Regions from separate parts of the Homo sapiens genome. Here region 2 is linked to region 1. Evidence: chromatin contacts called from ENCODE Hi-C or POLR2A ChIA-PET data. All regions are on one chromosome and are shown on one strand. Each heading gives the region's core, a stretch centred on a gene start or an enhancer-like site at or near the end of the contact. The rest is flanking DNA. Distances are from core to core; before and after follow the strand shown. Region 1 has its middle 210 kb from the start of RBMS1. Region 2 has its middle 72 kb from the start of TANK-AS1.

Region 1 (6,561 bases), core at 1,946-4,445:
CTAATTAAAGAGCTTCTGTACAGCAAAAGAAACTATGAATAGAGTACACTGACAACCTACAGAATAGAAGAAAGTATTCACAAACTATGCATCTGACAAAGGTTTAATATCCACGATCTATGAGGAACTTAATTCAACAAGCAAAAAACAAATAACCCCATTAAAAAGTAGGCAAAAGACATGAACAGACACTTCTTCAAAGAAGACATATAAATGACCAACAAACATATGAAAAATGCTCAACATCACTAATCATTAGAGAAATGCAAATCAAAACCACAATGAAATACTATCTCACACCTGTCAGAATGGCTATAATGAAAAAGTCAAAAAATAACAAGCAAGACAGTGAGAAAAAGAGAACACATATACGCTGTTGGTAGGAATGTAAATTAATTTAACACTGTGGAAGGCAGCATGGAGATTTCTCAAAGAACATAAAACAGAACTACCATTTGACCCAACAATCCCATTACTGGGTGTATACCCAAAGGAAAATAAATCCAAAAAGATACATGCACTCATATGTTCTACCAAAAAGACAGTGCTATTCACAATAGCAAAGACATGGAATCAACCTAGGTGTCCATCAACAGTGGATTAGATAAAGAAAATGTGGTATATATCCACCATGGAATACTACACAGCCATAAAAAAGAATGAAATCAAGTTATTTGTGGCAACGTGAATGCAGCTGGAGGCCATTATCCCAAGTGAATTTACTCAGGAACAGAAAACCAAACACCATATATTGTCACTTGTAAGGGAGCTAAGCATTGGGTACACATGGACATAAAGATAGAAACAATAGGCACTGAGGACTACTAGAATGGGAAGAGAGGTAGAGGGGCTGAAAAAGTACCTACTGGGTGTTATACTCACTGCCTGGATGATGGGATCATTTGTACTCCAAACCTCAGCATCATGCAGTATACCCATGTAACAAACCTGCACGTGTACCCTCTGAATCTAAGACAGAAGTTGAAATTATAAAAAAAAGATAAATGAATTGAATTTTAGCTTTAAAAAATGCATCATATACCTAAATATAAGGGCTAAAACCATAAAATTATTAAAGTATGAGAATAAGTGTGGCTACAGTTAACAATATTGCATTTTATATTCCAAAATCGCTAGACGAAGGGATGTTGAATGTTTTCACCATAAAGAAATGATAAATGTATAAGATTATGGTCATGTTAAATACTCTGCTTTGGTTCTCACACATTGTTTAAATGTATCAAAACTGTACCCCATAAATATGTACAATTATTATGTGTCAATAAAAAACAAAGGAGAAAAGAAAGTATGGGAGTACATCTTCATGACCATGGATGAGGTAAAGCCTTCTTAGATATGACACTGAAAGCATAAGAAACAAAAAATAAAATGGGTAAATTGAACTTGTTTAAAATTTAAAACTTTTGTACATGAAAGGATACTTTTAAGAAAGTGAAATGGCAACCCACAGAACAGGATAAACTAATATGCAAATCAGATAAGGGTCTAGTATCCAGAATATATAAAAAGAACTCTTACAGTTCAATAATAAAAATGCAAATGGCCCAATTTAAAAATTAGCAAAGGACTTGATAAATATTTCTCCAAAGAAGATATACTAATAGCCATCTTGAAGCTTTTTTACCAGCTGATTCTCAATAATTTTTGTCTTTCCTCCACTCTTGCTTTCGCATTGCCCTGGCTACACCCCAAAAGGGGACATCACAAGAAATTGTACCCTTTGAAATCTGAAGTACTTTCATCCCAGTGTCTCATCACTAACTGTGCCTACTTCATTGCTTTTTCAACCTCCTGAGCCCTCTCATCTCTTTTTTCCAGTCTATCAATGCTTCTTCTGCATACACACATAAATACACACACAAAGGAATGATGCTGGGTATTATATCCCTAGTGATGGACAAATAAACAAGGTGAAAATGATGACAATGATGACAATGATTCTGATAAACGCATACCAGTAAGTGATCAAGGGCCTCCCTGGAGTAAACCCCATCCCGCCGGGTGAGAACGTACTTCACCCCCTTTCCAAAATCAACAGAACCTGATCAAAGCAAAAGGATTTGTTATCCCTCAAGAAACCTCCTAGTAGCTGATGGCTTTGCCAGTGTTATTGTTCTAAGCCCAATCACTTCAGATAAAATTATGATGCCACATTCTGAGACCTAAAGTATTTCCCTTCTCTGCTAACTTTGTCTCCTTTTCTCCCTCACCCTCCCTTGAAAACCCCTTTCTTTCTTAGAGTTCCCCCCACCCTCTGTGTCTTCTTCATCTTGGCTGGGAACACATGCTGGTCCCTCTGAGGGAAATGTCCGTTTAGCAGCCCTTGTTTCTCCGTGTGTTTTTGGTCTCCGTAGGCTGCTCCTATAACTTCTCCATACCTGCTCTCTAGACAGCTGATACTTATCAGTAGTGAAAACCTGCCCCAATGTGATAAATATAATTTTTGTCTGCTTGGCAGCAGGTTACACACAAGGAAGTGCACAGAAAGTTGCTAAAAGGCACATATTCCCAGGGTTACCTGGCTAACAAGCAACGATAAGGGAAGAAGAGATCAAATGAATTGGATAAATGCAGTAAAGAGAGAGAGAAGAGCTCAATGTATGATAAATTGTCAAAGATGCAGGTTTTGAGAAAAATGGACCAACTTTATTAAAGAAGATTTTAAAAGTTGTTTAGATTTGGTAACTCTCATCTTTAAAAAAAATACATAAAAACAAAACATTTCTTGAATTTCCCGCTAAAAAGTTTAAATCATTACAGTTCTGTTTTGTTAATTTTTGCAATACTTAAACAAAAAATGGCATAAAAAGCCCCACCTTAAAAGACCGTGTTCAGAACTGTTTTCTTTGTCCCTCTCATGTTCATACCAGTTGGTGTCCTCTTTCTGCAGGGGCCTTATATCTGTTCTGAGCCACATCATTGTGTAAATGCTCTGAAGTATGAGGTAGGAGTGGCTCCCTGGCAGTGGTCTCTGTTTGCATGCCCACAGTGATTCTAGAAAACATCTGGGCCATATGGTGCTCAAGTCCCGGATGCCAATTTGGATGTACTGAAAGAAGAACTGAAACATAGAAGTAGAGATGCCAAGCAGAAACCAGGGTAAGAGCAGGCAAAGTTTCTTAGGTTCTTCTCTTGGTGGGGGGACCTCAAACCCTACCAGACCACCCAGCATTGCAAAAACCTTCCTGGCAGGGCTGCAATCTGGAAGTGCAATTCCACACCTCACCCTAACCCAGGTCTGAACTACCACCCAAGGGGCAGGGGTCAAAGCTTCCCATTCATACCCACGTTCTCTGATTTGCAATCTTACCCTCAGCCTCCGTGTTGTCATTCAATTCAGAGAAAGCCTTTCAACGAGGCCACAGAGGTCACGGAGACGACTCAAGCTCTTGCGAAGGCGGAGTTTCCCATTTCCTGACTTAACATCTGCCACTCAGTTTGAGGCTCTCTTTCTTCCTCTTAGCTTTAAAGAAGAAAAATTATTGAATAGCCCAGGGCTAGGGGTAGCAAAAAAATCTCATTACTTCTTCTCTGCTGTCTTCTCTCAGGATGCATTTCCTAGTCAATATTCTTGCAACAAATCATTTTTAATTTGAAAGTCACACTCCTCCATAAAAATGTACACAAATATTAGGAGGCTAGGCAGGGAATTGCTGTGCTCAGCATATTGTAAATACAAGAACTGTTTCCCTAATGCAAGAGGCATAAATTATCAATTTATCTTTCCATGGCTGTCTCATCTGGTTATAAATGATAGCAGAGTTTTAACTAAATATAAATATTGAAGTTCATTAAACAACTAAGATTTCATCCAAAAACAAAAACAAAACAGTAGAAAACTGGGGCTTATGTCGCATCTAAGCAAATGAAAGCAGGGTAAAAATTGGTTTAAGTTAAAGAAAATAATATTTAAATGTTGCTTGGAAGTTGATTTAAAAAACAAAGTAAACCTAAAGACTTGAATAAAGATGAAAATGACCTTTAAATTATTTTTACTTTATTGCAAATAGAATTAAAACTAGTTATTGGCCCGGCACGGTGGCTCACGCCTGTAATCCCAGCACTTTGGGAGACTGAGGCAGGCAGATCACCTGAGGTCAGGAGTTCGAGACCCACCTGGCTAACATGGTGAAAGCCCATTTCTGCTAAAAATATAGAAAAAAAAATTAGCTGAGCATGGTGGCATGCGCCTGTAATCCCAGCTACTCTGGAGGCTGAGGCAGGAGAATTGCTTAAACCTAGGAGGCAGAGGTTGCAGTGAGCTAAGATCACGACATTGCACTCCAGCTTGGGCAACAAGAGTGAAAAACTCCACCTCAAAAAAACTAGTTATTTACTTGCAAATAATTACTGAGATTCTATGAAGTTTAATTCTGCAAGTAATATTTGTATGTTGCTTATCATAGACTAAAGTAGGAAGAATGAAAGTTATTTTTGTGTTTTTCCATGGACTTAGAGAACACAGTCTGAGAGATACTCCACGAGTGAGTTCAAGTAAAGGAGGATCAGTGTTTTACATTTCTGAATATGAATGTGGGTGGAGTGTGTGTAAGTGTATGCATTTATGTGAGGGGTAGGTGTACATAAATAAAAACACTTTAAGATTTTATTTACTTCTGTAGAGTTTGAAGTTTTGAAATCAAGCATATATGTAGGCAAAATGAAAAAAATTAATATAACATCTCTGCAAATCATTTGAGAATTGAGAAGACATCTTAGTAATTATCTCTTCCTCCCCTAAATTTACCCATAAGCCAGTGAAGACCCAGAGGCAGCAAGCGGTTCTCATTCAATCTATGGTGTAGAATTCAGGCAGCCTCTTCATGATGCTATTTTCATGGTGCAGTCTTCTCAGGGCCTTCCTAGTTTTTGTTTGTTTCCACTTAACATTTTAATTTTTTTAATAAAAAACAAAGTATAAGAGCAGAACCAAGTAGAATCCATATGAAAGAAAACCCATTTCTGCATGATTGCTGTAAATTGTAGATCCTTTGCCCTCAGGTGAACATGTCAGTGATCAAGCATTCATGTAAGCAACAAAGCTCACTTCAGAAAGACTCACATTTTAATTTACTTTGAACATCTTAAAGATGCTCCACATGTATACAAATGAGCACCTTTTATTCTTTTATGCTTATGAGAAATCTTTAATTCTTATGAAAAACACTACTTTTGTGTAAAAAAAAGTTGGTTATTTTTTGCTAATAAAGAAGTACTTTATTAAAAACTTTTTGTCAAAAAGAAAGAAAGAAAGAAAATGCCAAGTGGGTTATTTACTCTAGGTCTTTACGGGAGGCTACAAAACCAACCAGCAAGTATCAATTACAGATGGTGGCAGGGGAAAACTGAAGCATCAGAGACAGAAAAGCAGTTCTGAGTGTCAAGCATGAGGGATGAAGCAAGACTATAAATAGGCAAACAAGTCAAGAGGTTGCACAGTGAATGCAGGAAACAGCTTTGGGAAAGAGAATGGGAGTCCCAATTTTGTGTGGCTTTGGCTATGTGGCAAAGAGCGTTCAGAATATTTGTACATCCTCCTCGAAGCCTCTGGAGGATTCAAGGAGAAAAAGTAGAAAACATTCACCCCAGTACTTCCTTTACATCATCTCCATTGATTGCACATAATACATACTGCCCTAGTCTTTGATCATTTTGTGTATTGGTTAGATAACATTTGCTCTGTGGATTGCCTTCCTCAATTAGATTATAAGCAGTTTATAAACAAAGGCTATATTTTACACAATGCAACCATCATGATGCCTAATGAACCTGTTTAATAATAGGCACTTACAGTATTTCTTTATAAATTACCAAATAAATTAATAGCAGGACTTTTGCAAGATATTATTTGATTATCCACCCAAAATCCAATCATATATTTATTGTGCACCTATTACGTATAAACTATTGGCATAGATGCAGGGGATAAAGAAATAAACCAGGAAAAAAAAAAAAAAAGAATTTCACCCTATGTGAGGCAGTCAAGCAAACACATCTTTATATCATTGGCTAGTGCCATACCTAGAAGCAGTGAAAGCTGAAAACAGGGTAACCAATCTCTTCACAGAAAGTCTAGATGGGGTTATCAGGGAAGGCTTCACAGAAGAGGTGACTTTTTTTCCCGAGTTTGAAAGCTAATTAGGAGATTTTTAGAAGGACAAGGTGTGGAAGTATGTAATACAACTCTTTAAGTGTGTCTCCATCCCAGAATTCTTGGGTTTAAAATGGTGAAGAATGATGCTGGAAAATAGGCATGGACCAGACTGCGAAGAGGCTTAGATGCCACAAGAAGAAGTTAATCATCATCTCATGAGGCAGTCATTCCTAGACTTTTGGATTTTACAGACCAGTGAATTTCAAAGACATTTTAAGATGGCCAAGTTTTTATGTTGCCAAATTAAATCATTTTTTTCAAACATACATTTGCAAACATCAGCATTTCATTTTAGAACATGGTTTTTAAAAAATACCAGAAAGTAGGAAGGACGTAAGTCGCAGAAAAAAACAGTCCCTTAAAAGTAGTCAATTTATTTCTATGAA
Region 2 (6,561 bases), core at 1,070-3,569, 380 kb before region 1:
GCTATGTAACTAATAGGATTTGAACTATGTGGTTCCAAAGTTGTACATCTTCCTGAGTCCTTGGTAGATAAATTATGGAGATCTAAGGTGATTGGGAGAGCTCTCTGTCTCCTGGGGTACCCCATGGCTAAATGTCAAGTGTTTGCCCCTTTGGAGTTCTTGTAATGTTGGACTAAAATGACTAGAGGTGGAGTTGGCTCCCAAACGTTTTGACCTCATCAAAGGGCCATTTGCTAAAGGCTAGCCTATCTCTTCCTTATTTTAGTTCTGTCAAGAAAACAGAGGCAAAATTGACTTGCCTACTTTACAATGTTGCTGTGGCTGGCCCTTGTTATAGATTGCCAGTACAGATCCTAACTTGTGGGGATATCAATTTATAAATGGGTAATTAGACATCCTGCCTGAGTTCTCTTCTTGAGGAAGTTCCATGTGGATGCCTGTGTTTGAAAAGCGGGGATCCGCGGGTAGCGTGTTTGGTGTGGAGGAAGCTGTCTTGGTATGCAAGCTCTGCTTAGAGGCACCACTCACCGAGCCAGCATTTCCTGGCAATGTGTTGTTGGGTGAAAAAGCTGTATAGTTTCTTTTTTATTTTTTTCTCTTTCCTTAAAGCTTTATCTATATTCACACACCAGCTAGAGGGAAGAAAAAACCCTCAAGAGCTGAGTTCAAACACCTGCAGTTATTTTGAAGACAAATGATTGAATGAACTTAACATTTCCCCCCAGCAACAAGTGCTGGTGTGAAGATGAAACCTGGGAGAAGAGCAGCAAGTTCAAGAACCATAAAGTAAAGCAGAAAAAAACCTACTTTGGGTAGTTGTAATTACTCAGTTCAGGTTGTTATTGTATACAGCTTTAAACATTTAATATCTTGCTTTATAACCTTATAAATAAACAAGGACCCACATAAGGCTTTGGGCCAGTTTGAACCTCAAATATGAAATATGTCAATCTACACATATAATACATAACTATGAGAAAATGCCTTTTCTTGCTCTTCAACATTTTCTGTGTAGAGTCAGCTGAACATAAAAACACAGGGGATGGATTCACCACATTTATTTCCATTGCACAGAAAGTATCTTGCTTGTTTACTTAGTAGGTCTGCAGCAATTGCACATGTTCTTACCTCATTTCTTCCTTGGTAATTAGCATATTTTTTCTTAGAGGAGCATATGGCATCCTCACTTGTAAACAAACCCTGCAAACCTCTTTCCATGTTGTTGAGATCTGAACTGAGCTGTAATTTTATCAAGTCATAATCATGGAAGCTCATGGATTCCCTAAGATAATAAAATTCAGCACACAGGCATAATAGGTAAATTGTCAGGAACTGGACCAATGTGGTCTTATATTGCTAGATGATTCAGGATATATACAGTATACAGAACTAAGGGATGAAGTGAGAAGACCCAATTGCAGCAACTTTAGCCTGTAAACAAAGCTAGAGAATGAAAGACCAGACAGAAATAGAAAGCTGCTGAGTTTGAGTTACCAATCTGGGTTCAGTGACTCTCTGAGAAAACTGAAGTTGTTCTTTAAACAAAATAGATTTTTTTACTAAGATTCCTATTGTCTGAGATAGGAATAAAACATGATTTTCAACTACCTGTTTTGTCATAATGTAGTAGAAAAGGGGTGATTATATATGGTCACATTTTGGAGTCTGTTGTCTGAAATTGCACATGGAAATTTTGCTTGACAATCATTGTATTCAATATGCTTATCACAATTGCAGCACACAAATAACATTTATCTTCTTCCTAAATATGTAGGTGTAGCTGTAGTCATTCTAACTTTAAAAACAACCCGCAACATTTAAGAAATTCTGGCTTTGAATTTGGGAGGCCAGTTGTGCCGAAATCATACTGAATGTTTATAAATTGGTCATGAAAAAAATCCTAACAAGACAATTCAAGTGTGTTATTTTTCAATTGTGACACCTATCTACACCCAAGGAGAAAGGTGTAGGTGACTAAGTGGGGAGGTTAGAGTGGGTGCTTGCCTTTTTGCCCAGGAAATCATTTTAGCATTTTGAAACTGTTTTTATGGCACCTTGTGTAAGATATATAAAACAGAAAGTGTTAATTATACATATTAAAGAATAGGGGAAGGAGAGGAGCTAAAAACTGAGGGAGTTCTAGAGATTCTTCCCATTCCCCCCACCTCATAGCCATGCCTTGATGCTGCCAGGCCCTAGACTTTCCTAAATGCCTTGTAAAACCAAAACTACTCAGAAGATTCACATCAACGTACATGCATCAACCTTAGCTGACTTTAGTGTTTCAGAGGGAAGTGAGAGTTTTGGGGCCTCTGGGAATTCTGAGCTAAGTGGTTTGACAGTAGACTGAGAAAAAACAAGAGATGTTATGAGGTGCATCAGAACCCTTGGGGTAGCCTCAGGACTGTCAAGCAGGGAGTTGCGGATTCAGGTTGGGATATGACAAACACCATGCCTGATAGCCTAGGAAGAAAGTGAGAGCCAAAAGAGTTAGGTGTCTCTGGGGGGAGTCATTTCGTCAATGGTTTCTATAAGTTCTGGCTCTATATTGGTCAGATAAACACAATGAGCCCCAGTGTTGGTCAAATAAGCACAATAAGCCCAAAGGTATATTACCTGAGTTAAATCTTACATCGGTGAATCTCAGTCTTGGCTATATATTGGAATCTCCTGGGGAGCGTTAAAAAATACTGATGCCTGGTTCCTATGCTTAGAAATACTGATTTAATTGGTTAGGAATGCTGCGTAGGCTTTGGGAGTTTTAAAAGCTCTCCAGGTGATTCTAATGGACAGCCAAGGCTGTGAACCACTGCGTATGACCTAAATTGAGTCTGTTTGGGTAAATATGTTGCAATTCACCTTCTCTAAAATAGTAAAAATACTTGGTTTTAACCTTGCACTAATATTTCAAATATTTCAACAACCTTTCAAGGTTTAAGAGTTGAGTAGTATACATTTGAGATGTAGTAATATCCCAGGGTGAGGTTCCCCTGGGACCTACCCTGGCTAGCCTCAGCATGATGGCGCTTGCCTGCCCTTCACCTCAAATCCTTGCTGCAGTGCTGTGTTCTGTCATGAGAGTCACAAGATACTTGGTGATTGCAAATCTGCTGGCTTATAATAAGTAAATAGTGGGCAAAGCAAAGGTCCTTAGGAATCGAAGATACCTATGGCACCCTATTATCTGTAAGATAATTTTGGACTTCATTGAATCATTTGTGTGTGTGTTATTAATACTTTGCTTTGCTTTTTCCAGATGAAAAAGATGTCTTATACAAAATTTGTCAATCAAACATAGCTGAGGTATTTTGCTCAACAGATATATTGCCTCTTATGATTTAAATGGGGGATTAACGAAAGGTTTTGAAAATTTGGCATTAAGAAAAATGGCTAAAACTCACTTTTGATTGCCCCTGAGTGATGGTGAAGGAAAGGGGGAATAAATGAAGTCAAGTGACTTATGGTTGTACCATCTAATTTTCTTGCATCTTGACAGACCTTGTCTTGTGACAATTTCCAAGGGGTTCTTGCCTTTTTATATCCAGAGTAGTATATGTGGACCCAGGATTCCTACTCCAACTAGAGGACTAACGTCTTGAAGGCTGTGATTATGATTTTTCTTCTGGAATTATTAGCAAGTCAAGATGTAAGCAATAAAGCTATAATGGTGGAATAAATGAGGTGGAGGTAGAGAATTAGGGGTCTATTTATACCTGATCACCTAGGTAGCTCACCACCCCACTACCTCCAGGGTCCACCTCACCACCCTACTACCTCCAGGGTCCACCCTGTCTAAGCCTCAGAATCTATCTACATGGATGGGAAGGATGCTAGCTTGTCAAAGAAAGCAAGCTTTGAGAAGACCACCAAGACATATTCTGAGATCAGATTTTACAACCTTATTTACTGAGATCATTAGACTGTTTGCAAAATGTTTGTTGTTGCTGTTCTACTTAGTAAATGGGCCTATAGAGATCTATTTAGTAAAACCTTGTTATTTGGACAGAGAAAACCAAGGGCTAGGGAAGTTAAATTGGCCATAATCAATACCGTGAGTTTTTTTTCTTTTTTTTTTTTTTTTAAAAAAAAAGCTAAGACTAGAACCTGGTTCTCTAGTACCAAATCCAAGGCTGTTTCCTCTGAGATGGTTGCAGTTTCAGAATAAGAGAAAGAACCTCTTAGTCAATCCCACAGTTTAACAAAGCTGATTGGGAAAAATGAAAATATTAAAGAAAACATGTTTGTATAGTATTTATGTTTAGTGATGTTCAATCAGCATTTATTTATATTATAAAAAATTAGAAATTGCCTGAACTGTCACAGAAAGGAAGGTTGCTTGGTAAAATACCATTTCCATTATACAATATGAAAGAAAATAATTCAGCCATTAAAAACCATGTTCTTGAAGCCTATTTAAAGATATTGAAAGATGGTCATAATAAATGGCAATTCATGACAGAAAGCAAAGTTGAAAAAGCATGGGTTAGATGCTAAGCATTACTTCTAAACTACTAGGCTTTGTGTCTAAGGCTACACATTTCTGAAGTTTATGGAGAGCCTTTAAATGTCAGCATCAGTTTTAACCAAGAGCTCTTTTCTTACACAACATCTAAAAATATCTATTAGTTTAACTTGTCAGCATGTAAAACATTTGCTATGATTTTTCTCATCGTATCACTCAAATCATGTCAGCTAGAAAGAAAAAACTGCTTGGATAATCTGGCAATGACTAATGTTATTTGCTGAGATTTTCTGGAGGCTATTTAGCAGCAATTTAATAATTGTTATAATCATAAGAAGCCTAATCAAAGAGTTCTATTTACTGCATATTTCCACTTAGGTATCCCATAAGCAATTCAAACTCACAATGTCCCAAACTAAACTTTGTGTATAGTACCAGTATCCATTTAGTTGCCTAAGTCATGAACTTTGAATCATCTTCTAATTTGTGTATTTTTAGCCTGGATTACTGTGAAAACATCTAAGTCTTCTCTCTAAATCTAGGCTTGAACCCCTCCAATCCATTCTCCACTCTGAAGATAGAAGAAATGCTCTAAAAAGGAAATCAGATTATGTTACTTCCTTGTTTATAAACCTTTATTGGAGTCCCATTGCCTTCGGGATAATATAAGCTCCTTGGCATGGCCTTCAGGGCCCTATATGATCTCTATCCTGTTTTCACCTCCAGACTGAAAGCTTGCTGGTTCTCCAGATATGCTCGCCTCTCAATTGCTGACTCCTCATCTTTCTGGGCCCCAGTTGTATGTTGCCTCCTTTGGGAATCAAGGCCAATTAAGTGCCCCATTCAAGGAACTTCCCTGGGACCAGGATGTAACATTTTATGTTGTAGTTGCATGTTTACTTGTGTATCTTCTCTCTTAAAACTGTTAGCTCCTGGAGGACAGAGATTTAGTTCTGTCCACTCTGATATCATTAGCATCTATCACAGTGTGTTACTACTTTAAAAAGAATCTTTCCTCTTTCCATATCATTAACAACATGGAGGACTGGAACAGAAAGGATTGCTTACCCAACATTCACGCCATATGTATTGCCCCACCCCACCCCAGCCTGCCAGTCCTTTTTCACAGCAGAACCAGATTGTGTGCATATATCCATCCTCCAAGTGTTTCAGGGGAAGCTGACCACAAGGCTGATTTGTCTATGACAATTATGTTAATCTCCTCCCCCTTGCCTGCAGTTGGTTTAAGAAGGGTCACATGACTCAGCTCTGGCCAAGGAGGTTTGAGGAGTAGTCTGATGGGGGTTTCTGTGAAAGGTTTCCTTGCTTCTAAGAAAGAGACACAGGAAGAGACGGTTTGTTTTCTCTTGGCATTTTTATGACAAAAACCACTATAGAATTTTTGTTCCCATGAAGGGAACCAGCCTGGGAATAAAGCCAACACATGAACAATGGCTGAATGGAGAGGTAGAAAGGACTTGGGCCCCTTTCGGCATAAACATTGATTATACTTCTTGGAGCCCACCCAAGCTCCAGACTTCTTATGTAGGATAATCAATTTTCCCATTGTTGAAGTAAATTTGAGTTGGGGATCTCCGTTAATTGTAGCCAAATACCTATAAAATGATAAAAATATATATTAGAAATAGGCCTTGTTCTACTGATAATTATTCTCCTGGTATAAGAAAGTAGGCTTTCTTCCACTGGGAAGTATAACACTAGGCATAATATAATTGTACAACAGACCTGAACAATTGAGGTTCCAATAACTTGGAACAGCAAGTTATTCTTGCCTTACATTCATATATAACTTATTTATATGCTCTCGTTGGGTTGTTTGGTGGCTTATACAGTACCCAAAGAAAAATGACATTTGATATTTTGGAATTTGAGGCAACAGAGAAACCTCACTGCATTTTAAGTTGCTGAAGTCAGTATCAACAAAGTTAGATAACCCATAAATTAACTACGAAAAAAAAAACCAGCTTTAAATTTTTTAAAATATTTTTTAAAAAAATAATTAATTTTTTTAAAATAATTTTTTAAAAAAATAATTAATTTTTTTAAAATAATTTTTTAAAAAAATAATTTTTTAAAAA

Evidence for each region. Hi-C counts contacts between places; a loop is a spot of excess contacts on that map. ChIA-PET counts read pairs that join two places held with the same protein, here RNA polymerase II (POLR2A). Pooled maps may share reads with other maps.
Region 2: a map with no recorded cell type shows a loop between it and region 1 (15-fold over the local background). The contact joins two enhancer-like sites. A Hi-C loop is called at or near these places in 4 of 37 single-sample maps with no recorded cell type and 1 of 50 pooled maps. POLR2A ChIA-PET finds 5 or more read pairs at or near these places in 1 of 52 experiments (MCF 10A).

Annotation. Positions count from the first base shown.
Region 1 is chr2:160,700,930-160,707,490 of GRCh38, reverse strand. No RefSeq gene overlaps it. Among named protein-coding and RNA genes, the nearest start is that of RBMS1, 210 kb to the right of the region's middle. Within about 2 kb of position 3,195, at least 4 of the 41 ENCODE cell types and tissues checked have a DNase peak (open chromatin) inside an H3K27ac peak, as active enhancers do.
Region 2 is chr2:161,084,574-161,091,134 of GRCh38, reverse strand. No RefSeq gene overlaps it. Among named protein-coding and RNA genes, the nearest start is that of TANK-AS1, 72 kb to the left of the region's middle. RefSeq lists enhancers at 209-338, 5,623-5,917. Within about 2 kb of position 2,319, at least 2 of the 41 ENCODE cell types and tissues checked have a DNase peak (open chromatin) inside an H3K27ac peak, as active enhancers do.